Linked DNA regions of Mus musculus: all the other regions are linked to region 1. Evidence: chromatin loops called from intact Hi-C (ENCODE). Cell type or tissue: gastrocnemius. All regions are shown on one strand.

Region 1 (8,000 bases):
TCATGCCGTACATGGACTCTCCTGGAAATTTTCTTCCATTATAGCCCCGCTTAAGGAGCTATCAAAAGTCTTGCTTTTTATCCTTCCTGGTAAGTGGTCTCCTTCTATGTTATCAGTAACAGTTAGTGCCAGGTCCTTTCAAAGAAGGTGCTCAGCAGAAACTGAGCTAATAGGCACTTACCACTGCTCTAATTGGCAGGTTCTCACCATCCCATTAGGCCACACCCCCCTGTGCTACGCCTCCTGGGAAGATTTGCATTTACTTTGCCTTCTGCCTAGAACATGCCCTTCAGATACTAGTTGCATACATTAATCTTCAGTTTCTCCAGGTCTTCCCTAAAATACCGCAATAGATAAGGTGGTTTGGGTGTGTGGAAGCCAGGAAGTAAGCGCAGCAGTATTTAGCCATGGGCTGGCTAAAGCAGACAGGGGAAGGGAACCAAAATAACTCTTACTTACGGAGCTTAAACTGTCTGCTTTCCACTCTCAAGATTATTGGTTTCTTTGAGGATCTGGGGTCACTCCTTGGTTCATGCAGTTTGAGGGTAGAGATTGTAAACTGAGATTGGGCCTGCTAAGTTTCAATGGCATAAGAAAGGCCCAAGAGACGGGCCAGTGTGTCCTCAAATCTGGGAATATGGACAGAGATTTAGACTGCAAATGAAAGGTGCGGTAGTCTCCACATACACAATTTTCAGGGGTCAGTGGTGGTCCTGTAACAAGTCCCTCTGCATGGAAGCACCCAAACATCCCTTCCTGGAGAGAGGTTCCTTGAAAGTCAGGAAGGAAGCCTCCTCATTGTCAGGAAGTACCTAAAACTTACAGGACTCTGAAGCCCCGCCTCCAACGTTATATAAACAGTAACAGTGGTGGAAGATAGATTTCCCAGGTCTGAGCTGCTTGAAGTAAATTCTAACTTGCTGAACTGCATACAGGTCATTCCCAGAGTGCCAAGGAAGCAGAGCTCTAGGGATGCCTGTGCTGGTTTGGATTTTTCAATGATGCATCTGCCTTTAAGCCACTAGCGTTCCTCCAACACCAATACACTCACTGGCTCACCATACTGGACTCGAGTGGAGCTGTTACTTGGTTGTTCTTCTGGCTCAAGCAGATGTTTGCTAATGCCTCTCTAGAAAAAAATCACACAAGAGCTACAAGATTAAAAAAAAAAAAAAGTAAGGGCACAGAAGAGACAGCTCACTGGTTAAGAGCGTCACATCAGGCTGCTCACAACTCCAGGTCCAAGGGGCCTAACGCCCTCTTGTGGCCTCCACAGGTACTGCACTCAAGTATACAAATGGCACACAGACATATACAAATAATTAAAACTAAAGCTAAAATATTTTTAATTAATTAATTTTTTTACACTCCATATTTCATTCCCCAAAGCTAAAATATTGTAATGGTTAGAGTTCTTTGTTCAAAGAGCATATAAGGTTCTGTAGCTGTGGAGTCTCCAACTAATCTGTTGGTGGTCTGACTAACTGCTTTTGCAAAGGCAGAAGGCGAGCCAGGTACGTCTCTCTGGCTTTTCACTGCAGTCCACATGGCTGAGATGACAATCTCTGTGTGAGAGAGACATTCTTTGCTTTTCAGTCTGGGTGATTGAGGTTCTGGCAATCCAGGTAAGGGACAGCTGCCACCATGCCTCACCTGGTCATGATCCTGACCCTTTGCCAGTGCCCAGACTTCTAGGGTGGTCTCAAGTATGCTCAGGAGGATTGCAGAGATTGAAGAATACAGCAGCTGCTTGCTAGCCCATTTTACAGAGACCTGGAAATGACAATGAGGTATTGCATATGAATAGAGGCATTGTCCCATCTGACCTCACTGACAAAATTAAATTTCACAGACAATGTTATTTACAAAGTCAAGGTTGCCTTTTGGGTGGTGGTGGTGCACACCTTTAATTTCAGAGTTTGGGAGGCAGAGGCAGACAGACCTTTGGGTTCGAGACCAGCCTGGTCTACAGAGCAAGTTCCAGGACAGCTAGGGCTATACAGAGAAACCCTGTCTCAACACCTCCCCACCCCAAAAAAAGGAAGGAAGGAAGAAATAAAGAAATAAATATAAAATGGCAATTGTAGGGTTTTAAATTTTTCAGGAGCTTTGGAATATAGGGGCCTGTGTGAGTACACTGTTTGGATGCCCATAGAACTTTTCTTTCTTGGTTGGGATAGATAGTAGTTAAAATTGTAGAACAGCACCAGTTCTATATAGAAGGAGAAGAGGGCTGAACACTGAAGCCAGTGGAGTACCAGCATCCGAAGGCTGGGCAGAGAGAGCATCCTGGCTGAAAACAAATGAGTAGGAAAGTATTTGGTTTGTGACCCTGACTTTGAAAAGCCTTGCAAACACAAATACTGGCCACATAATGCCGCAAGCATTTTATCTCACAAACTATGCATTACACAGACATTCCCCCCCCCCTTAGGATTAAGAGTATGGCTCCTATATAGGACTATAACTTAGATTATTTTTGCAGCATATATTGATCGATTGAAAAAAAATAATGCATGAGAAAAAAAACTGTAGGAAATGCATTAATGTACCAAATGGGGTGTACTAACAATAGATGCACAGCTGGCCTAAGTAATTCAATTTCCTTGTGGCAACAGTCATGTCTACACAAAAGACCACAATGGCTCTGTAACACTTATCAAGCAAGAAGCAAAAGGCATCTATAAAATCTCTTACAATTTCCAAGTGACTCACTGAGACTTAGGTCAGAATCAAGCCCAAGAATTTTCGAGCTATAAAGTAGCTTTAGGTCGGAAGATCCAGAACTTCTACATCTGCTGAGAGAACCTAGCAGGTCAGTGATGAGACCGGGTGGGTTGGAAGAAGTGGGTGGAAAGGCCTCTGGAGGCACTTTCTGAGGTGCATATAGTAAAAGGGCCACCCCAACACTGGCTATCTGTGGTTGCAGACAAGATGCTCACCTATCGGGCGGTCAGGTGAAACAGTGGCAGTAACTCCTAGGCAGAGATGAAGCGACCACTGTAAAAACTTTTAGTACCGGACTCAGCGGACTCAGCGCACGAAAATCGCCATGGCTAAATGAAGATGGAAACTTCCTCCTGCAACCCACACACCTCTGGAACCGAGAGTTCACTAAAGCCTTCCCTTCCCTTCTCAGTTCCCAGTCTGTCCTGAAGCCGAGTTTTGCTTCAGAGTCCCCCTGCTTCGGCCTCTGGAGGGCTGGCATTATAGGTCATAACTGGTATTACAGGTCGCAGATGGCATTTCAGGCCATAGGGGTCATTGCTAGCATTACTGGTCCCGGCCTCTCTTCCTCTCTCTCCCTCTCATAGTCTCCTCATCTTCTCAAGATCTCCAGAGTTCTGCACTTACTTTTCATGTTACAAGTAGTCTTCTTTGGTAAAAACCGGAGCTTAAGGAGCAAGGAGAGCGTCTCCTGGACGTTTTCTCTAATTTGTACTGTCCTTTAGTGCATATTCGTGATTAAATTCCTGCGTTATTATTGATCGCAATGTTTTTTCCCTTCAAGTGAGAACATTAACTATGAGGTTGGGACTATAGATAAGTGGAGAGTACTCCCTTAGCACGCCAGGGGTGCTGGGCTGGACTCCTAGCATCTGAGAGGCGAAAGAGGAAAAGGGTAAGAATATAAAAGAATAAAACACACAGTGGATGTAGTAGTGTCTTGTCATTGAACATTGACTAGGAACGGGCTCAGGAGGCAAGTGCTTCTCCAGGGAGTGAGCGACAACCCGGGCACTGCAGGGAAGCCACCATTCACCAGCGTCCTTGAGAGCAGCTGTGCAGACCCAAGGACTTGGTACTCCCGCCGCATCTGCGCCCCAGTCCTTGGGTTGTCAGGGCGGCATTCCTTCACTCTCTACCGTCATTTCCCCCTTTCGTTTCTTTGTCCTTCCTGGTACTACAGTTTCCCATATTGTCTTATTAAAGAGTTTACACGTAGCTATGGCGTGTTTTGTTCGGCCTAGTTCCGGGGCTTGGAGGGCACCCCGCGACCACTCCCCGCATGTGCTCCTTCGGGCGGGGGCACAGGGGCTCTCCGTGCGCACGTGTGTCGTTTTCCTCCCCCACACTAAGCGGGCACCTTGCAACGTCTCGTCATTCTGCAGATTAAAGACCCTCGTGAGCTCATAGAAGCCGGCCTGCCTCTGCGGCTGCAGCGCTCCCCGCAGGCGCGGCGCGGCTCGCCCGGCTTCTGCCACTCCCCTTCCCCCAACCCCCCCAGCCCGACTTCCTCCCAGGCTCCTCGCAGCCGGGGCGGTTTGATCTGGGGCGGGAGCGGCGGCGTCCCTCTGGGCATGCTCAGTCGCAGGCTGAGCAGCGCCTGCTGAAGCAGAGCGCGGGCGGAGCGCAGCGGGGCAGTGCCGAGAGGGCAGAGCGGAGCTTGCGGCCCGAGCCGAGCGGAGCCGAGCGGAGCCGAGAGCAGCCGAGTGACGGTCTCCGGGAGACATGCAGATGATGACTAGGAAGGTCCTGCTGAACATGGAGCTGGAGGAGGACGACGATGAGGATGGAGACATTGGTGAGTGCCGGAACCGGGGCCAGGGCAAGGGGGATCCGGGGCGGACGCCTCTGCGCGGAAGCCGAACCTCCCAAGCAACTTCGGGTCTTTTTCCTGCGTCCGCTCCGGGCGGTGTTTTGGGGGCCCCTGCTCCCGGGTTCACGACACACCTGAGCCGGATTCTCCGAGGCCACAGGCTGCGCCGCTGCACCAGCCCGCAGAGACACAAACAAAAGGGCTGGAGCCGCGGGCGCGGGGCAGGGACGCGGGGCGACGCCGGGCGGAGGACCGTGGCACGTTTCCATCAGGCCTCCTGGATGTCAAAATGTTCCCTCTCAAGGCCTCCAAACACTTTACAAAGTAAATTTAGGAGTTGGGTGTGGCTTTTCCTTCCTTTCAGGTTTTGCTCACAGACCAATCAAAGGAATTTGGTAACTCCCAGGTCTAGACGAACTTGGGAATTCCACGCCGCGATTTAGCCTTGGCCTTTCATTGTGACAGCGGTTTATCAGGCACTCCTCTTTGTGGAGAGAGCAAATAGTATTCCTTTTTAAGGAGAGGAGAAAAGTGTGCCCAGGTTAGCCTTCCTGGAGCCTCACACTGTCAAGTAGAAGTTTCTGATTTCCCAGAGTTGAGCAAGTTAAGGCTCTGCACCTGGCGGCTGATTGGGTAAAGGATGTAGGATGCTCTTGTCTCATGAGACTGAACAGTTAAGTGACCGTTTACATAAAATACCACCCACGGGAGCAGCGTTAAAAAGTTACACTCGTATTAGCACAGTTAGTTTCTTAGGGAAATATTCTTGTCTGTCATAGTGAGGCACTCAAGTGAGATCCAGCCGGAATAGAAATTGACATAAGCAAGAGGCTCTGAGTGTAAGCCCTTGCTGCCCTCAGATTTCAATTTAGAAAGAAAATCTAATTTGGTCTAGCCTCTGTTACATGATAGGCATCATAGGTTGTCTTCAGACCCTGCCAGTAGGCTGGCTTTGCTTTTACTGACCCATGTAATTCATGCTTGTTCCACGAAGTAAAACAGCCGATGTAGTTAACTACCTCTGCCTCTTCTTACTGTAGCCTCCAGTATTTAGATTCATACTTTAGATAGCAGACAGCCTGTTTGGACAGGCAACGTTTAAGCAGGTCCTGGCAATTTTTGGTTGTCCTTTATTGAATTATGAATTTCATGTGGATCATAGTTATGTTTTTGTCCCAGACGTTTTACCAAACCTATGAACGTTTATGTTACTACAGAATTATAAGCCTTCTTGAAGGTTTACTGAAGTAGGTTGATAGACTATTATGAACTAATTCTAAATCCAACAGTGGGAGAGGAGGCGCTGGTGAAATGGAGGACTGCAATTGAAACCTCTGCCTCCAATCTTGTAGTGTTAAAGCTCTTGGTTAGTCTCTCTCTTCGGGACTCCTCACTAGAGGGAGCGTTGTATAGTTGTTTAAAGCATAATCAGCGCCCATGTTAATTTCTGTTAAATTTTGCTTAGCTTTAAAATTCAGAGCAGGAAAGTTACTTTGACACGAGGCCCCAACGTCATCTAAGGCAAACCTCAAACAACGAAAGTAAACCATTTTAAAGTAGAAGATGTATCACGGAGGTGTTCCACCCGCGTGTGTGAAGCCGAGTCTTCTGGGAGGCCGGGTTGCCCGGCTTTATAAACAGTTACTTCAGGTTGTTGCTCGGTACTTAGAGAACTAACTCTGGCCGTTGTTCAATATTTAGGTACCGCTTTAGGTGCAGGAGTAGCCTCCTTGCCTGGCATGAACCCACATGGAGAATTGAAAATGGTATCTTTCCCATGGTTGTCTTCCTTGTTAAGTCGTGACCATCGGAAGTAACCCAAAAGGTGCAGTGATGAGTGAACCCATGGGGCACAGTTTTTTGTTTTTTGTTTTTTTGTTTTTTTTCTTTTCTTAAAAACTTGCTCAATTTTACCAAGGAGCCACAGAAGTCCTGTGTGGGCAGCGGTTGCAGAAGTGCCCTGGTGGAGATGGCTGTAACTGCAAGTCTCGGAAATGCAGAGTGGTCTGTCCTTGGCAGCTTTTGTCTCCACACTTTCCACCTCCAGTTTGTCAGTTGATTCAGCATCACTTCCTCTTGATTTAAAACGTGATATAGGACAGGTGAGATGACTCAGGGGGTAAAGGCACCCGCTACCAAGCTCCAGGACGTGAATTCAATCCCCATGGAGGACGTGAATTCAGTCCCCATGACCCACATGATGAAGGAGAGATTATTATACTTCCACATATTCTCTGACCTTCATTTCTGCTTTGGCTCTCTTACACCCCCCTCCCCCATCTTAAAAAAGGAATAGCAATAGCTTTCATGGCAGAATGTAGATGCTCTTGGTTAATATATTTCTTCAGTGCCTCTCACTCCTCTATAGTTTGTATAATACTATACAAAACTATAGTTTGTATGATAGGTTTAAAAAGGCTTTTATTTTCTTGGATTACCTGTGGCTCAAACTCTGCTAAGGGAAAGTAGTCCTAGACCTGGCTGCTCTCAGGAAGGACTCAGGCTTCAGATGGATGCGTTTGAAAGCTCTCGGTTTGCCGTCCGTTTCTGGTCGTTGACTTTGTGGTTTCTCAGACGGATTGTCTGTCGCCTGGGAAATGGACCGAGGCCATGTTAGATGATGGCCCAGCCATTTCTCTGTCCTCTTTCGGTGTGGCAGTCTCAGGAAGACTTATCTACCCATGTAAACTATTCCCGAGGTCCATTTCATGTTTAATCATCCCCCACTCTAGTCCTGGTCTGTTGGACCTCATGAACAGTGGTGGAGTAACCCTTCTGGGCTAAGGGCAGATGGCTGTGGGGTAGATGGGGCAAGGCACACAGCCCTGTCCCAGGGCGGGGGGTCCCTTGAAACATGAAAAGTCCCTTGTAGAGGGTGGCTTTATTGAAGTGTATGCGGAACTATGGGAGGACGGCAGGAAAGGGAACTTTCCAGAAGAGGTGGTGGTTAGGCTGTGGAAAGCCTACGCGGAGCAGAGATGCCAGGCTGGAAGGACATGGAGGGACTCTCCTGTGAAGAATCCTCCAGACATTTTAAAGATCTTGAGCTGTCTGTAACTTGGGAGCCCTAGAAAGATGTCTTAGAAGTAAGGAGGAGGGAGATGGTACTTACTGTAAACCCTCCCAGGAGTTGGGTTTAGAAGTGGCTGCAGTGATCCAAGGTGTAAGGGTTGTGTCCCGGAGCTTACAGGAGGAGGAGCATCTCCAAGCATCCCATTCTAGCTGTCGAGTATAGTGTAAGTCCGCCTCTTGAGCTGAGTGGTAGGAAGGATGGGTGGGGTGGGGTGGGGTCTGTGAAGTCATACTTTTCTTGGCTGCTTTGGCTTGGGCCATTGCTTCCAGCCTCAATTCCTCTCTTTCCCTGTGAGTCATCCTCCTCCCAAGCCTGTTGGAAACTCCTGTAGGTAGTGCTGATAACTGCTTCTCTAAAAGACCCCAGTGCATTCTCACACCCCTTGTT
Region 2 (8,000 bases), 120 kb after region 1:
CACAGCACAACATAAGTAGCTGTTAAACTGTGTTGTTTAGGAACAACGAGGGGAAAGACTGTCTGAGTGGTTCCAGATGCACGCCCCTGCCCCAATAATTCCCATCTTAATTTAGTTGGATCTGTAAATGAAGAACCTACAGATGGGAAGAATGGACTATCTGGGGCTGTTTGTGGCCAGTAAGACAACAGAGAGCAATGTAGATCACACAAAACCATTTCTTACTGCCTGTAAAATGCTACATGGCTTCATATTTATTAGCTCCCTGCTTATTTATAACACTACACTAAATAGTTTGTGGTTGGAAAGACTTGGCAGTTCTCTGGAGTATTAAAAGTTAAGCTCATAGATGAAGAAATTAGGATGGGCTTCCCAGACCTTTGTGTGAGTAGAAGGTGTGGGAAGATGTTTGGCAGTGGGTAGAACATTTTTTTTTTGGTTGGGAAGAATAATTTCAAGACATCTTTTGTATATTGATAGAGACCATAGTGCAGATACTGTGTTCTTGCAAATGAGAATAGTGTTCATTTCCTAAGATAAGGAAGAGATAATCAATTGCCAAGTAGTTGAAAGTTAGCCTTCCACATGTATAAATATGTGGAGTGCATTTAGGGTAGATGATAAATCCGTATGATTCTGTCAGCTAAAGCATGATGGTCATTTTCTACCGATTACCTTCTCGTCCCATCCCTGGGGAGCCCTTTGTTCTAAACTACAACCCCCTGACTCTTCTTGTTCTGTTTTCTGTGTGAGCATTTGGAGGATGGTATTTACTGGACCAGGGACAACTTAACAGGGGCTGTATCCCTGAAGAAAAGGACCCCTCTTCCTCTAGCCACTGATAACTGCCAATGGCCCCTCAGGGAAAGACAGGCCCCTTGAGTCCCTCCTCCACCCTTGATAGACTGCTGACAGGACCATCATGTGCAACTCTTCCGTAGGCAAGCACAGCCTCTGTGAGTTCGTGAGTAGAACAGCCGTGTGAATTAGACAGCCCTCTCTCTCTCCATCCTCTGGACAGCAATATTTGACCGGATCTAGGTTGACCTGGTTGAAGATTCCTTTGCCCCTTCTCATCGCTCCTGAAACCAGCAGTTCTAGATCAGTGGTTCCCAGCCTTCTTAACACTGAGACCCTTTAACACAGTTCCTCATGTTATGGTGACCTCCTGAATTGCAAAATTATTGTGTTGCTACTTTATAACTGTAGTTTTGCAACATTTAGGAGTTATAATGTAGGCACTTGGTATGCAAGATATCTGCCACCCCTGTGAAAGGGTTGTTCCCTGCCCACCACCCCCACAGGTTGCAACTGTTGTTCCTCACTGAAGGCCTGGGATTGTATTTGAAAATAGCTCTCCAAATTGTTTTTAGAAGCTGTTAAGGGCAGAAACCACCTCACATCCCTTGCTTCTTTTTTTTAGTAGTAGATTATAGGCCATTTGCCTTCTGATGTAGCTTTGACCCATAATGACTGTGTATTTCTTTTTTATTATATCAAAATATTAATTTAAAAGTAAAATTTGAAACTGAACTTCATCTAAATATTCACTTCACTTATGCTTGTCATTGGGAACCGCTCATCTGCTTCTGGCCCTTCACGAACACACATTACCCGCTTGAGTGAATTCCTCATCACAGCGGTCCACCAACGTTAAATGTATCACCAGCACGTGAATATAAATTAAGTGGCAATTAATTAGTTTATGTATTCTACTTACCAAACCGTTTGGAGCATATGCTATGTAACTAATAAATTAGCACATGAAGTAATTAATAATTTTTACATGAATTAAGAGCCTTTGACTCATTTCTCATGAATCTTTGTAGGCTTTGCAGAGATTAGCCAGATGAAAATAAAATATGAAAATAGAATAACAGAGCCATTGGTACTTTGCTTAACAGAGTTACAAGGATATTAGAAGTTAATCTACATATATCTCATAGAGTCTTTTCCCAGTGTCCTTCACTCTCTGACTCCGTAGTCTCCTCAGTCCCTGCTTTTTCCACTGACAAGGCAGGTTCTGTGTCCTGTTTACAATCAGGATTTGTACAGTGTGGTTCACAGGTACGTACTGTAGAGCAGTCACTTCACGAAGCCAGTGAGACATGAAGTCAGTAATCCACGGTGTTGAGGGACAGAAGGCGTCTTTAATTATGTCAGTCTGTCCTTTGCAGCTTTAATCTCTGAATTCTTTATTTCCCTGACAGCTTCATTAGTCTCACGAAGGTGGTATAAATAAATTGCGTTTCTGGAGGGTGGGTGGGAGCTGCCCTCTCCCTTCACTTTTTGCTGTGAGCCTACTCTCCCGGATGGTGAGAGACGCGTGTGTGCTTGTTCTCACGAGGGACACATCGTGACAATGAGTAGCCACTTTGTCTTTACTGGAATTCTGTATGTAAGGAAGGTGGATCTCGTTGCCTTGCTGATGGATTTGGCTTCCATAGAGATGTAGGAATTCACAGGGCAACTTACTTTAATGACTTGATTAAAAAAAAAAAGACTGTAAGTCTAATTTTTTTTCCTGGCAAATACAAATCGGAGAGCATAGTGAACGGTTAGATTTCATATGTAAGATTTCCCAGCGAGCCCCTGAGATGAATTTCTGTTAAACCTATGTCTTCAGATAATCATTTATTCAACAAATATTTACTGAGCATTGGCTGTGCCAGTCACTATGCAATATTAATTGTCTTTGGTCTTAACGTAGAAGACATTCCGCACTAGTGTTTCAGTTGTCAAGAGCGGTTACTGACGCAGTGTGCGTTCGTTCTACTGAGAAGTGCAGATGACGGTTTCACAGGCTGACTTCAGAAGCCTTTGAAGTGAGCGGCCCCTTCCCGCTTCTCGCCTGTTTGACAAATAGAGTACACACTCGTGCCTTCGCTTCCGTTGCCTGACACAAGGAGTAAAAGTGGTTAGATCAATTTTTAAAATATGCCACTGGTTCTTTGAGAATTGGCATAGGATCTGTCTTGTTAAAGCGACACCAGGTTTATTAGCGTGTTCAAGCAAACGTAAATGCCCTGTCCTTGAGTCAACTGCTGAGGTATTTATTATGCTTTGTGGGGAGGCATTTAAAGGCAACTCCAAGCTCCACCAACTATGTGAAGACAAGGCAGGTAAATATCTTGTGAGCTCTTTGTAAAGAACCAAATAAGGACAAAAACAAGATAAATTAGTGCAACCTTCCTGGAGGGCAGCATGGCTGTATGTGGTGAAGGACTTTGAATCACACTTGATCGAACAGTTCTACTTCTGGGATTTTGCCCAGAGGAAGTAACAAAAGGTGCATGAAGACTATTTCATAAGGATTTTTATAACAGGGAAGAATTAAAAACAATCTAAATATCTAATGCTTTGAGGTTGGCTAAATAAAATTAGCCCATCTCCTCTGAGAGAATATTATTAAGGCATTTAAATGAGATGGAAGGATGCTTTTATGTTTTCTGCATCTGTGATGGGCCCATGGGCAACACTATCTCGTGGCCTTGGGGCACTCAGACGGGAGGCAGAAGAGTTGAGGATACATCATTTCCCCAAGAGGATGGAAAGAATACACACTTATTAGATATCAAAGACGTAGTTCAAAGATCAAGATCAGGATGGCCACAAAAGCACAGAAGGCAGAGGACCAGGTCACTGAAGGTTAAGATCTGTTCGAAGTATGTCTGTAGAATGGCCCAGGTACCTCAGTGGAGGGACCGGGCTCATTGGGTGTACAGTGTAGAGGCAGAGTGGATGGTTAGTTACTGCCAGTCTTTTCAGATTTCTGGCATTGGAGAGGAGAGGTGATATTCTTGACGTCCTGAAGAATATCAGTGACTGGGTACCAGGTGTCATGTGTTACACTGAATCCCATTAGTCATATTAATCTTTAACCCTAGAGTGAAGCGATTTCTCCACTGACTCAAGAGATAAAAACAGTGAGCGATGATCCTGATCTCAAATTATCACCTAGCATCACAGACGTGGTAGGTGGGAGAGCTAAGATTTGAATCTTGCCCCAAACCCAGGGATAAAGAGAAATCCAAATTATGAGAGCCGAAGGGGTGTGTGTGTGTGGTAGAATTGCATCTAAGAGGAGCGGGCCTGTGAAACTAGTGAGGAGGTGTAGCCGCCATTCAGAACATCTGTGGGAAAATGGACCACATCTGGTTTGCTACATTCAATATATAATACCCGTGACTGGTGCAGTGGACAGTGCAGTTTGTTTGGTTGTATCTGATGAGAGAACAGCCCAGCTCTCAGAACCTTATTGTTAAACTCTCTGGCATGTCTATGAGCCTCCACTGCCCTGCTCTCTCTGATATTGGGGTACTCCAAGATAAAACTCTACCTCTCCTCCTCCACCATATCTTGCAATACCCACATGAAGGAAGCCAGTTGTTACACTGTAGCATTCCAACAGGCCAGTTGATCTCTGCATAGCAGGGAGCCATTAATCTAGAGTGCGCTCAGTTTATTCATTCATCAAACATTTATGGTGTGCATACTATTTTACAGGCCTATATTAAGTACTGATGATACTGATAATAAAACATCAACATCTCTAGGGGCAGGAGTGGTAATAAAAGTCCAGAGGACCATGGGAGATGTGATGGTCATAGAAAGGAAAGCATTTGAATTGATTTGTGGCCAACCAGTAAGGACAGTGAGAAAACAGAAGGCGTTTCCCGGGAAGCTCAAGACATGGGTGGATTTCAGCTGCCATGAAGAGAGATGGTAGCAGCAGTTAATGGGCGGGGAGGAAGAAACCTGTGGGTGTGCAGTGAGTGGCCACCATTGTCTCGATGAGGAAGGAGCCTAGCCCACAGAGAATAGGGTTCTGCTGGTTAGGTGCCAAGCAAGAGGGGAAGCTCCCTAGTTCACGGCTGGTGGCCAGAAAGGAAACAGCTGAACATTGTTATGGGTCTAACTGTAGTGGAGGAGGGGATTTGTAACAGAGCCAATCACTGTTGATTTGTTTTCTACCCGTATTTAAGTATTAAAACACTCCTTAAACTATGGGAGATGACCCACCTCTGGCTGACTCCACAGCTGTCCCTAAGACCTAGATACTTGAGCCTGAGTCTTCACACATGTTAGATTTTTGAACTGAAATACCTCCCACACACACATACCAGCTCATGTTCCCTGGCTTGTAGAGGTGTTTTAGAAAGCTGTGGAACTCTCAGAAAGTTAGGACATGGCTGGCAGAGGGAGGGTCACGAGGGACAGGATCTTGCAGGTCGTGCTCACCTTTGGTTCTGGTCTGCACTTCCTATCCACTGCCATATAAACAGGCCACTACTACACACTCCCACCCCCAGAAGCACCAGCATGCCTTCACTGTTTAACTCTCCTTCCTCCCTTAAGTTATTTCTGCTGAGTTTTGTCACACTGACAGAAAAGGAACTAGTTAAACATTGGTTGAAATCCCCACCACCACTAGGGTAGCCAACAGCTTCCTGTTAAGTCTCTGGAGTTGGCATCCATCGCATCTCTCCACAGTAAGTTCTTCCTCAAGTGGCAACACATGGTTTCCAATTCAGGGTGTCATAGTTAGGGATTCTGTTGCTGCAATGAACACCATGACTAAATTTAATTTTTTCAAATCCTATTTTTAATGATGGTCCTTAAATGCTTTAACCTCCCTTGTAGCCCACCACCCACCAGAGGTCATGGGAAAGAAAGGGTGCGGGGGAAGTGGACCTGTTTAGAAAGGTTCGTTGGAGCAGCTCCCGTCTGCGTCGTCTGGAAATTGGCAGTTCAGTTCACAGGTCAGCAGCAGCAGCTTGATCGGATCGCAAACGCTTCACAGATACACCAGCAGTCCAGTTAGGTAGAGTCGGGATAGCGAACACAAATCAGCAGTGATTGTGGTACTGCCTAGCAACGACAGCTAAGCCTCAGCCTTGGCAGGAGTCAGCAGGAGGGACCAGGGCCAACAGGAACACCAGGAAAAGTTCTTGGCTGTGCCTCTCTCAGCAAAGTGAAGATCAGCAAAGATGCAAGACCCACAAGCATTGCACAGCTAGCTCAATAAGCAAGCCAAGGTCAGCCTCCATCACTGTTCATTGAGTCCTTTTTACATTCCCTCCAAACATCATGGGCTTCCCTCAGCACTTGCATCTGTCTCAGCTGACATCACTCTGCCAATCAGTCTACGTCCTTGAAAACGGCAAGAAGCTGTGGCACACCAGGTGTTTGCCCCAGCAAAATACCATTCAATACAACTGACTTTCCAAAGAAAACTCAATTTTCCACTTCCATACCCCAGCAACTGAGGGAGATGGTGGTGGGAACAGAAAGTGGGAAACCTAGAAGCAAGAACTGATGCAGAGCCATGGAGGATACTGCCTGCTTACTGGCTTGTTCTTCATAGCTTATTCTGACTACTATCTTATTGAACCCAGGACTGTCTGTCCAAGTATGGCCCCACCCGCAGTGGGTGGGGCCCTTCCACATCAATTATCAACCAAGGAAATGCCCTACAGATTTGCCTTACAAGCAATCTACTGGGAGCATATTCTCAGTTGAGGGCCCCTCTCTCATATGATTGTAACTTGTGTTAACTTGGAAGAAGAAGAAGAGGTGAAAGAGGAGTAAAAGAAGGAAGGAGGAGGAAGAAGAAGAAGGAGGAGGAGAAGGAGAAGAGGGAGGAGGAAGAGGAAAAAGAAGCTCACAACAACTGCAATAACAAAAGAACCCCTCAGGACACAGGGTCTGGAGTATTGCTGAACTTGACCAGTCACTAGGGCAGTGCTTTTCAACCTGTGGGTTGCAACCCCTTTGGGAATTGAATGACCCTTTCACAGAGGTCGCATATCAGATATTTACATCACAATTCAAAACAGCAAAATTACAGTTATGAAGTAGCAATGAAATAATTTTATGGTTGGAGTCACCACAACACGAGAAACTGTATTGAAGGGTCACAGCATTGGGAAGGTTGAGAGCCACTGAACTAGGGAGAGGAAGAACAGGTACGCATGCCTACTGTAGTGGATACAGGTTCTGCAATGACCTGAAATGCTGGATGTCCAACAGGCACCTGCTGCATTGCCTAGAAACATGTAAGCGTTTCTGCCTTAATGTGGGAGAAAGTCTGAGGTCATGGACAGTTTCTCTGTAGATCTTCTATTGCACACATGGAAAACTATTCTTTGTGTTTTGAGAAGTTTGTAAATTCCCTGAAAAAAAAATAACAGAACCTTAGTAAGCATTTATATAAGAAGCTAATAAATGCAGAGTGCAGTGCTCGCCCCTCATCTGTGAGGGGAGCCCACCACCCCAAGGGATGTCCCAAGTCTTAGTACCAAATACCAAACTCTGCACACATGTGCATGCGTGCACACACTCACAGGTGACACACACACACACACACACACACAGACACAGATGACAGACTCCACATAATGCTTTCTCACTAACTTCCTCATATCCTGTGGCTCTCACATCTGTGGTGTGAATTAGTATGAATTTCAGCAAACTAGCATGAATTTCTCTCCCTTTCACAATTTCATGGAAGATTCATTCTCACCACACATCTTAGCAACTCCAGCCTGTTATTTTCTTGGTATAGTTAAGACTTTCCGGGGGCTGGAGAGATGGCTCAGTGGTTAAGAGCACTGACTACTCTTCCAAAGGTCCTGAGTTCAATTCCCAGCAACCACATGGTGGCTCACAACCATTTGTAATGAGATCTGACGCCCTCTTCTGAAGTGTCTGAAGACAGCTACAGTGTACTCACATATAATAAAAATAAATAAATCTTTAAAAAAAAAGAATTCCCATCTTTTTATACACACACACACACACACACACACACACAAGGGGTTAGAGAGGCTGACTGACTGACTGACTGACTGACGTGCCTGTGCTCAAACCATGCCCTTGAGAGTGACAGACCCCCTTCAAACGAGGCCACGCCTCTTAACCCTTCCCAAACAGTTCTATGAATTGGGAACCAAACATTCAAATATATGTACCTATGAGGGCCGTTCTCATTCCAGCTC
Region 3 (8,000 bases), 52 kb after region 1:
CTAAAATGGCAACCCATGGTTCAGGAATCAGGAACTTGTAAAAGGTTAAATATTCTGAAGGTTCCCCCCACCCTCCCCGCCTTGGGCATTGTTAGCTGATGGCTAAGCACACTGGATTCATGTTCTCAGTACCCGGATGAAGTTTATTTCAATTGGGAAACTAAGAAAGCTAATAGTTGAGGGGTGAGTTTTCCCTTTGTCCTCTGGCAGTGGAGACATCCCCGGTAGCACCTGCCAGGAACTTTCCTTCCTGTGAGGGCTCTGTATGTGGGGATAATCGCCCTATCTGTAGATTCTTTTCTCTAAGTTACTTTTCTCAGTTGAGACGGAAGGCAGTGGGCATGGTCTGTCTTTGTGGTTTTGCCTGGATGGTTTGATCATTAACCCAGTAGAGGTCACCGCGGTCAGTACAGTGACTGAGGGGAAAGCTGGGTTGTGAAGTCCTTTACCCTGTGACCTGAAAACCAGAGATATCTTTCCTAGGGCAGGGTTGCACAGGTTGATCTTTACAGCAGAGCCACCCCTAGCCCAGTTGTCAGCCCAGACTCTCCTTGGCAAACTGCACGGATTATTCTGAGAGTTTAGCAAGCGGTGGTTATTTATTTGATTCTTGCACTGACATTTGGGAACCATTATTTTAGGGACGGGAGGCCAAAAAGCAACTCAGACTCTCAAGTATTTGCAGAACTCAGGGAAAGAAAAACAAGACAAAAGAAACAGAACAAAAAAAAAAAAAAAATCCAGTATGCCTGATCAGCTGACCCTCTCCTGTCAATCATTGTTCATACCCATTTCTCCTTCGCAGTGAGATCTCCTTGCTCAAAGGTGGTAGAAAGGTTGAGGAGCCTTGCCTCAGCATAGCTCTCCAAGGTGTGTGTGTGTGTGTGGTGCCAGGGAAATGCTAGTGATCCCCTCTCCCCCAAATAGACAGGAGCCGGTCTGATCCAACTCACAGTAGGGTCTTTATTCTATTTAAGCTAACTCAGGGCCCCCTCAATGCATTGCCATCATGCAGGATGGTTTTGGTAGTGGGGGAGCCCCGAATGTCTGTGGGGCAAGGCTTTATAGTAAGCGGCAAGCAGGAGTGGGTGTGCAAGCATATGATTGGAAAAGCTACTGTAGCCTTTAACATGATTGGCTGGTGCTGGGAGTCATATCATAAATGTAATTTCTGCTCCCCTCTGCATTGGTGGTCATTAGGCAGGTTTGTTGGGGGAATAACCTGGAGATGCTGGTCTTGTTGATGGTGTAACCTGGAGATGCTGGTCTTGTTGGGGATTAGCCTAGAGACTGGAGCTAAGCTCGGGTTTCGTGGGGGTGGGGGGGGGGAAGGCAGGGGGAGGGGCAACTTGGACACTAAAGCTAGGTACCAGCCTGTTAGTTTACATGAGTTCAAAATTCAGGTCAGGGTCTCTGAAATGGAGTCTGAATTTAAAAGCTTTGGCCTCTCATGTGAATAATACATATGTCATGTGTCATTTGAATAGTTTCAGTCACACACACTTTGTATTTCTCTAAGTGTAACGCATGTGTAGTGGGTGGTTGTAGTATGATTTCTCCGTCTTTCTTGTTTGAATGTTTGGACTTGTGCACGTGTGCACATGTGTGTGTGTGTGTGTGTGTGTGTGTGTGTGTGTGTGTATTTGCTCCTGTGGCTATGTGCATGTGCCATGTGGGTGTGTGTGCTTGTGGGGGCCAGAGGTTAGGTACCTTCCTCTATCTCTCCACCCTGGTGGTTTTTGTTTTGTTTTGTTTTGTTTTGGACCAGGTCTATCACTGATAAGCTAGGTTGGATGGCTTCTGAGAAGAGTCTGCCTCTCTGTCCCCCTGCCCCTCCTCCCCCCAGCCCTCAGGTTACAGATAAGTGCCACAAGTCCTTGTCCTTTCAAGTAGCCTCTAGGGATCCAGGCTCATATCCTTGTGCTTACTGACTGAGCCACCTCTCAGCTCCCTCAGCCCCGTTTTACACGTTAACTTTGTCTCCTGTCTATGCCTGCTCTCTTCAGTGACCCCTTCCGTTTTCCTTTCACTCTTTTCTCTGAATAGATTTGTGTGCGAGAGACTATTATCATATGGATGCATAAATATCATCTGCAAAGTCAATCGCAGGAAAGACTTAGAGTCTCTTTAGCTTTATGACTGTAAAGGATTCCGCTTCTTGCCATTGATTCAGCTTTTTTGCCATTGATCCTTTATTAGAGATCAATTAGAGTCGTATACAAAGACCTTGGCTGGGCCCTGAGGGTCTATCTCAGGCTAGGCCCTGAGGGTCTATCTCAGGCTAGGCCCTGAGGGTCTATCTCAGGATAGATGGATTTAACTGCTTTTCTCAAGACGCTTTTACTCTCTCGTTGAATTCTTTTTAAACTTTTAATTGACATTGTACTTGCATTCTTATGGGAAACAGGGTGACCCACACACATGTGTACACAGGTACACACACAGTCAGGTCAGCATAGCTGGTATGTTGTTGTTTATGTTGGGGACAGTCAGATTGGTATTGTTTTTGCACTGTGCTGTGGAACATTGGAAAACCTTATCTGATGGTGACCCTGTGCCTACTAACAGCCCTCACTAGGATACATTTTGGAGTCTCTGGCAACCACAATTTTGCTCTATTTCCATGAGTCCAGCATCTCTACTACTGCATAGAAGTAAAAAAAAAAAAAAAAAAGCATGCAGGCTGCCTTTCTGTGCCTGGCTAATCTCACTTAACATGATGTCCTCTAGTTCTGTCCCTGTTACTGCAAATGGCAGAAATTTCATTTCAGTGTGGTAAATGTCACTTATGTCATTCCACAGTGGTCTTTATCCATTGGTGGATATCTAGCTGATTTTACATCTGGGCTGTTGTGACAAGCCTTGCTGTGTACACGAGAGAATGGATGCTATAGGGACTCAGGTTCCTTCTAATTCTTTCCTGACCCTGGCCTCCCCCCTCATTATTTCTGAGAATCGTGACAGGATAGCTTACCTACTCATCGGCATTCCTCTCTCCAGGTAGCTTAGAGTAGCCTTAAGTTGCTTATTAGCTTAAGTTGCTGCCTCCACCTCCCTAGGGTCAGGTCTACAGGCCTGTGCCATCACACCCAGTTTTAACAGTTTATTTTAACCAGACTTTTTTTTTTTTAATGTAAAATTTGCCTCATTTATTTGAAAGTCATTTATAACAAATTGCATATATATTTTATGCACTATATTTTATTCACTGTCCCCCTTAATAAAAAAAAATACACTTTTCCATTCTCTGATTTCTTTTTAAGCTTTTTTATGGTAATTAATTGATGAATTTTTTTTAATTGACAATTATTTTTTTATAGAATATATTCTGCACTGGGCAGTGGTGGCGCACACCTTTGACTCCAGCACTTGGGAGGCAGAGGCAGATGGATTTCTGAGTTTGAGGCCAGCCTGGTCTACAGAGTGAGTTCCAGGACAGCCAGGGCTACACAGAGAAATCCTGTCTCAAAAAACAAAACAAAACAAAACAAAGACTATATTCTGATCTCCTCCCTCATCTTCTCCCAGATCCTCCCCTCCTCACACTCTGTCCAAATCCAGCCTTCTTTTACTCTCTCTTTAGAAAACAAAAAGACAGGCTGGAGAGATGGCTAGTGGGTTAAGAGCACTAACTGCTCTTCCAAAAGTCTGAGTTCAATTCCCAGCAACCACATGGTGGCTCACAACCATCTGCAATGTGATCTGATGCCCTCTTCTGGTGTGTCTGAAGACAATTACAGTGTACTCATATACATAAAATAAATAAATCGCTTAAAAAAAACAAAAACAAAAAGACAGACAAACCAGAATGAAACAAAACAAACAAAAAAATAACAAAGACACACAAAATGCATAAAAACATAAAATGAGAAACCACAACATATAAACAAAAGATCAGTAAAGTAAAAAAAAAAAAAAAAAAAAAAAAAAAAAGCCCAAAAAGCTCATTATGAGACAAAATAATTCAGAAATACCATTGAGTTTGTTTTGTATTGGCCATGTCTGGCTGGACATGGGGCCTGCCTTTAATCCTGTTAACTAGACTTCTATCAAAATGGTTGTCTTAGCTTTCTTCATTACAGAAATTCCATGTGCTTGGTACAAATTGCAAAGTGGTTTTCTTCATAGAAAGCCATTAAAGGGTTTACAACACAAGACTACTTTGTCAGAGTTTTGTTTTCAAAGGTCACTTAGATAGCTAAAAGGAGATGGGGTTAGGAAGAGAGTGAGAGTCTCTGACAGACAGATTACAGGTACTCGTGTTGTGCAGAGCAGTGTGCAGGGAACTGGCAGCATGAGATCTGAGTGGGAGACCATAGGATGCCGAGTGTGCGGGAATAAGGCAGAGGGGAGAGGGGAGATGGAGAAAAAGGAGAAAGCGCTTGTGGGTTGGAGTGTGTGGAGATGTGACTGTAGGCCCTTTGTAAAACCTGATGCCAGGACATATCTATGTGGCAGAATCACATTGACTAGGGGACATAGGAATCTAGAGATGAGAAATGAAACAGGAGCATGCACTAGAGCAGAGATGCTAACAGCTGCCACGGTAGCGTGTGGGGGAGCTGAAGGGCTTCCAGAAGGGGAGGGACCAAGAAAAGAGTCCAGAGAGATAGAAGGACCTCAGGCACAGAGGACACCCCTGACATCTCAGCACTGGGGAAGCCAAGGAGGGAGATCCTGACTTCAAGGCCGGCCTCAGCTACTAAGGAGCTGAAGGCCAGGGTGTGGAAAAACCCACACCAGAAAACACACCGATGGAACGACAGCAAGAGTCTTTAAAGACTGGCTTGGTCAGCTATGACAGCGATCACTGAGGTCTCTGGGAGGCAAGAAATGTAAGACATTGGGCAGAACAGCATAAAAGCCATGGTCAACGGTTGCCAGAGCAGGTTGGGAGCAAATGCCCACTGGAGGGAGGCCAGCTGTACATGGCTACTCAGTATAGTAAGGACTTGGACTATGGGTTGTTTTTTTTTTTTTTCCCCTTTTCTCTTTGTTTGTTTGTTTCTTTGTCTCTTTGTTTCTTTCTTTGTTTCTTTGTTTCTTTGTTTCTCTCCCTCTCTCTGTTTCTCTGTCTCTGTCTCTGTCTCTTCCCTTTTCCCTGGGTATCAGTCTAGGACCTTGCTCATGCTAAGCAAGCGTGCCTTCCTCCGGAGCCATGCTCCCAACCCTTAGGAGTTTGGACTGTGTCACAGCACAATAAACTACATCGGGAAAGGCTGATTAAGGTTGTTGTTTTAACTTCTTCAGATAACCTTATCTTTATTGTTTTATTCTGATTATAAAGCAGCATATACTTAATGTAAAAGCTTTAAGACTTAAAAACATAACCGAGATTAACGTCCATAACTATTCTTTTATGTGTAGCCACCGTCGTTTGGGATATGCCGTTCAAGATTCCCGTGAGCTAACATACGCATGCACACACACTTGACAACACTTTACAGTCAGTTTATGGAGATGCGGGTGGGCTGCTTGCTTCCTGTGAGCTGCGTGTGCCATTGAGGATTGCAGGGTCATGTCAGACGTGCCTCCGCCTGCAGCTGAGGAGTACTGCTCAGTTGTACTGCAGCGTTTTCTGGACGTCTGAGCTTTGTGGTGACATTCTCATGCTCTCCTATAGCTTTACGCTGGGTACAGTTGTGTCTTTTCCCTGACAGTCTTGCAAAGGTGCCGAAGTGAGATTGTGGGTTCAAAGAGCAAGTACATGTGATGGTTTAATAATGCTTCATTACTGAGAAGGAGGTGGGTTTTGTTGTTGTTGTTGTTGTTTTGGTTTGGTTTTGGTTATTATTGTTAAATATAGAGGGAAGGCCTGTGGCCATGAAAAGTGATGGTGAGAAGAATAAAAAATGAGTTGGCTCTGGTCTGAGATCAGAGGGGAAAGCCACCTGTACTGTCTGGTTTTGTGTGTCAGCTTGACACAGGCTGGAGTTATCACTGAGAAAGGAGCCTTCCTTGAGGAAATACCTCCATGAGATCCAGCTGTAAGGCATTTTCTCAATTAGTGATCAAGCGGGGTGGGGTGGGCCCATTGTAGGTGATGCCATCCCTAGGTTGGTAGTCTTGGGTTCTATAAGAAAGCAAGCTGAGCAAGCCAGGGGAAGCAAGCCAGCAAGGAATATCCCTCCATGGGCTCTGCATCAGCTCCTGCTTCCTGACCTGCTTGAGTTCCAGTGCTGACTTCCTTTGGTAATGAACAGCAGTATCAACATCAGCAGTATCAAAGTATAAGCTGAATAAACCCTTTCCTCCCCAACTTGCTTCTTGGTCATGATGTTTTCTCAGGAATAAAACCCTGGCTAAGACACCACCTATCCTTAAGGAGGAGGGCGCAGGTGGGCTGAGAGACCTAGGATCCTCCACATTCCTGTATCCACCGGGCTTGTCTGGTGCAGGCATTCCAAGAATTTTTCTGCTTAGCTGGGTGAACAATCAAAGTTGCTCCTTCCAGAGAGTTTAGTATTGCTTCCATGTCAGAGCTAAGGACTGGGGATTTGGAAGCCCATTCTTACATCATGAACTCTGGCCCAATTCAGAGAAGACACCCAATCTAATCATTACAAATTTGATGTTTTTATTAGCATATGTTAATTATACATAGTGGGTTTCATTATGCTACTTTTGGTATATGAGCATGATGTATTTAGGTCATCTTCATCCTGCTTGCCTCTCTTTCTCTCTTCTGACTTCTCTCACTGCCAGTTTTATTTTGTAGTTATGTGTGCACAAGCTCCCATTTTACCCAGTGAGTTTAGTTTACAGGAGCGTGACTGGGAGTTTGTTTACAAGTCATGTGTCATACCCATGGTTATCCCACTGTGGGAGGTCTCTCCATACCTGCATAAGAGTCCTCAGAGATAGGTACCCCAGCTCCTACCATGACAGGTTGATGACAAGGCCAATCTTATGGGGATCATGTATAAGTAACTAGTACCAAAGACCCTATATATCTTGGTCACAGGACATAAAGAAATCAAACACCTATGGGAGGAGATACAGAGACCAAGTGTGGAGCAGAGACTGAAGGAACAACCATCCAGAGACGGCCCCACCTGGGGATCCATCCTACATACAGTTACCAAACCCAGACACTATTATAGATGCCAACAAATGCTTGCTGACAGTAGCCTGATATAGCTGTCTCCTGAGAGGCTCTGTCAGAGTCTAACAAATACAGAGGTGGATGCTCTCAGCCAACCATTGGACTGAACACAGGGTCCCTAGTGGAGGAGCTAGAGAAAGGACCCAAGGAGCTGAAGGGGTTTGCAGCCCCATTGGAGGAACAACAATGTGAACCAACCAGTACCCCCAGAACTTCCAGGGAGTAAACCACCAACCAGAGTACACATGGAGGGACCCGTGGCTCCAGCCACATATGTAGCAGAGGATGGCCTTATCAGACATCAATGGGAAGAAAGGCCCTTGGTCCTGTGAAGGCTCAATGCCCCAGTGTAGGGGAATGAGAGGTCAGGGATAGTGAGCAGGGGGAAGGGGGATGGGATAGGGGATTTTCAGATGGGAAACGAGGAAAGGGGATAACATTTGAAATATAAATAAAGAAAATTAGTAATAATAATAATAATAAAGAACAGAAAAAAAGAAACCAATGTAAATCAATGGATCATTGAGTTCAGTAGTGTGGCAGCCATGTTATACCCAGAAGTCAATGCTCTCTGTGTCCATGGTTCCCCAGGTCTTACAGTCTTTCCGCCCCTTATCTCTGATGGTCCTAATGCCCTGGAAGAGTTGTTAGGAACATCTCATTTGTGGCCAGGCTCACCACTGACCACTACAAAAAGCTTCTCTAGCCAAAGCTGGCTGGAGCCCTAGTGTAAGGGCACAGATTGCTATGTCGAATGAAATTTGACAGGGATATCAGGTCCACTTAGCAAAAACTACAGTAGTAGGTTCCTCACCAAGGCCTTTGCTCTCCCCAGCCCTAGGCTTTTGACTGGCTTTATAGGCCAGATGTCAGTTTTCTCAGAGGTAGCAAGTCT

The links. Peaks named below come from ENCODE experiments on the same cell type or tissue, not always from the same donor. Only the 100,000 strongest peaks of a DNase experiment are listed, where the experiment ranks them.
Region 2: it touches region 1 in a loop (2.1-fold over the local background); 5 of 42 quality-filtered maps call a loop at or near these places.
Region 3: a loop joins it to region 1, with 1.9 times the contacts of the local background. A loop is called at or near these places in 8 of 42 quality-filtered maps.

What each region holds. Positions count from the first base shown.
Region 1 is chr15:95,786,532-95,794,531 of GRCm38, forward strand. It overlaps Ano6 (anoctamin 6), which reads left to right and starts at 4,312. Exons shown (of 20, transcript NM_175344.4): 1 at 4,312-4,525. The coding sequence starts at 4,453. A130051J06Rik (a long non-coding RNA gene) reads right to left here. Exons shown (of 2, transcript XR_875618.2): 2 at 1,358-1,773. In gastrocnemius, CTCF peaks have their summits at 1,262 (motif pointing left), 4,151 and 6,523; DNase peaks (open chromatin) are centred at 1,267, 3,792, 4,364 and 6,511; H3K4me3 peaks cover 3,466 bases; H3K27ac peaks cover 3,889 bases.
Region 2 is chr15:95,901,656-95,909,655 of GRCm38, forward strand. All of the region lies in intron 3 of Ano6 (anoctamin 6), which reads left to right. Gm41389 (a long non-coding RNA gene) reads right to left here. Exons shown (of 2, transcript XR_875611.2): 1 at 5,695-8,000; 2 at 1-2,896. Among named protein-coding and RNA genes, the nearest start is that of Gm41389, 6.2 kb to the right of the region's middle. In gastrocnemius, no CTCF peak of the experiment used is centred here; DNase peaks (open chromatin) are centred at 4,833 and 5,911; H3K4me3 peaks cover 534 bases; H3K27ac peaks cover 2,124 bases.
Region 3 is chr15:95,838,213-95,846,212 of GRCm38, forward strand. All of the region lies in intron 1 of Ano6 (anoctamin 6), which reads left to right. Among named protein-coding and RNA genes, the nearest start is that of Gm17546, 12 kb to the left of the region's middle. In gastrocnemius, no CTCF peak of the experiment used is centred here; a DNase peak (open chromatin) is centred at 4,868; H3K4me3 peaks cover 773 bases; H3K27ac peaks cover 4,748 bases.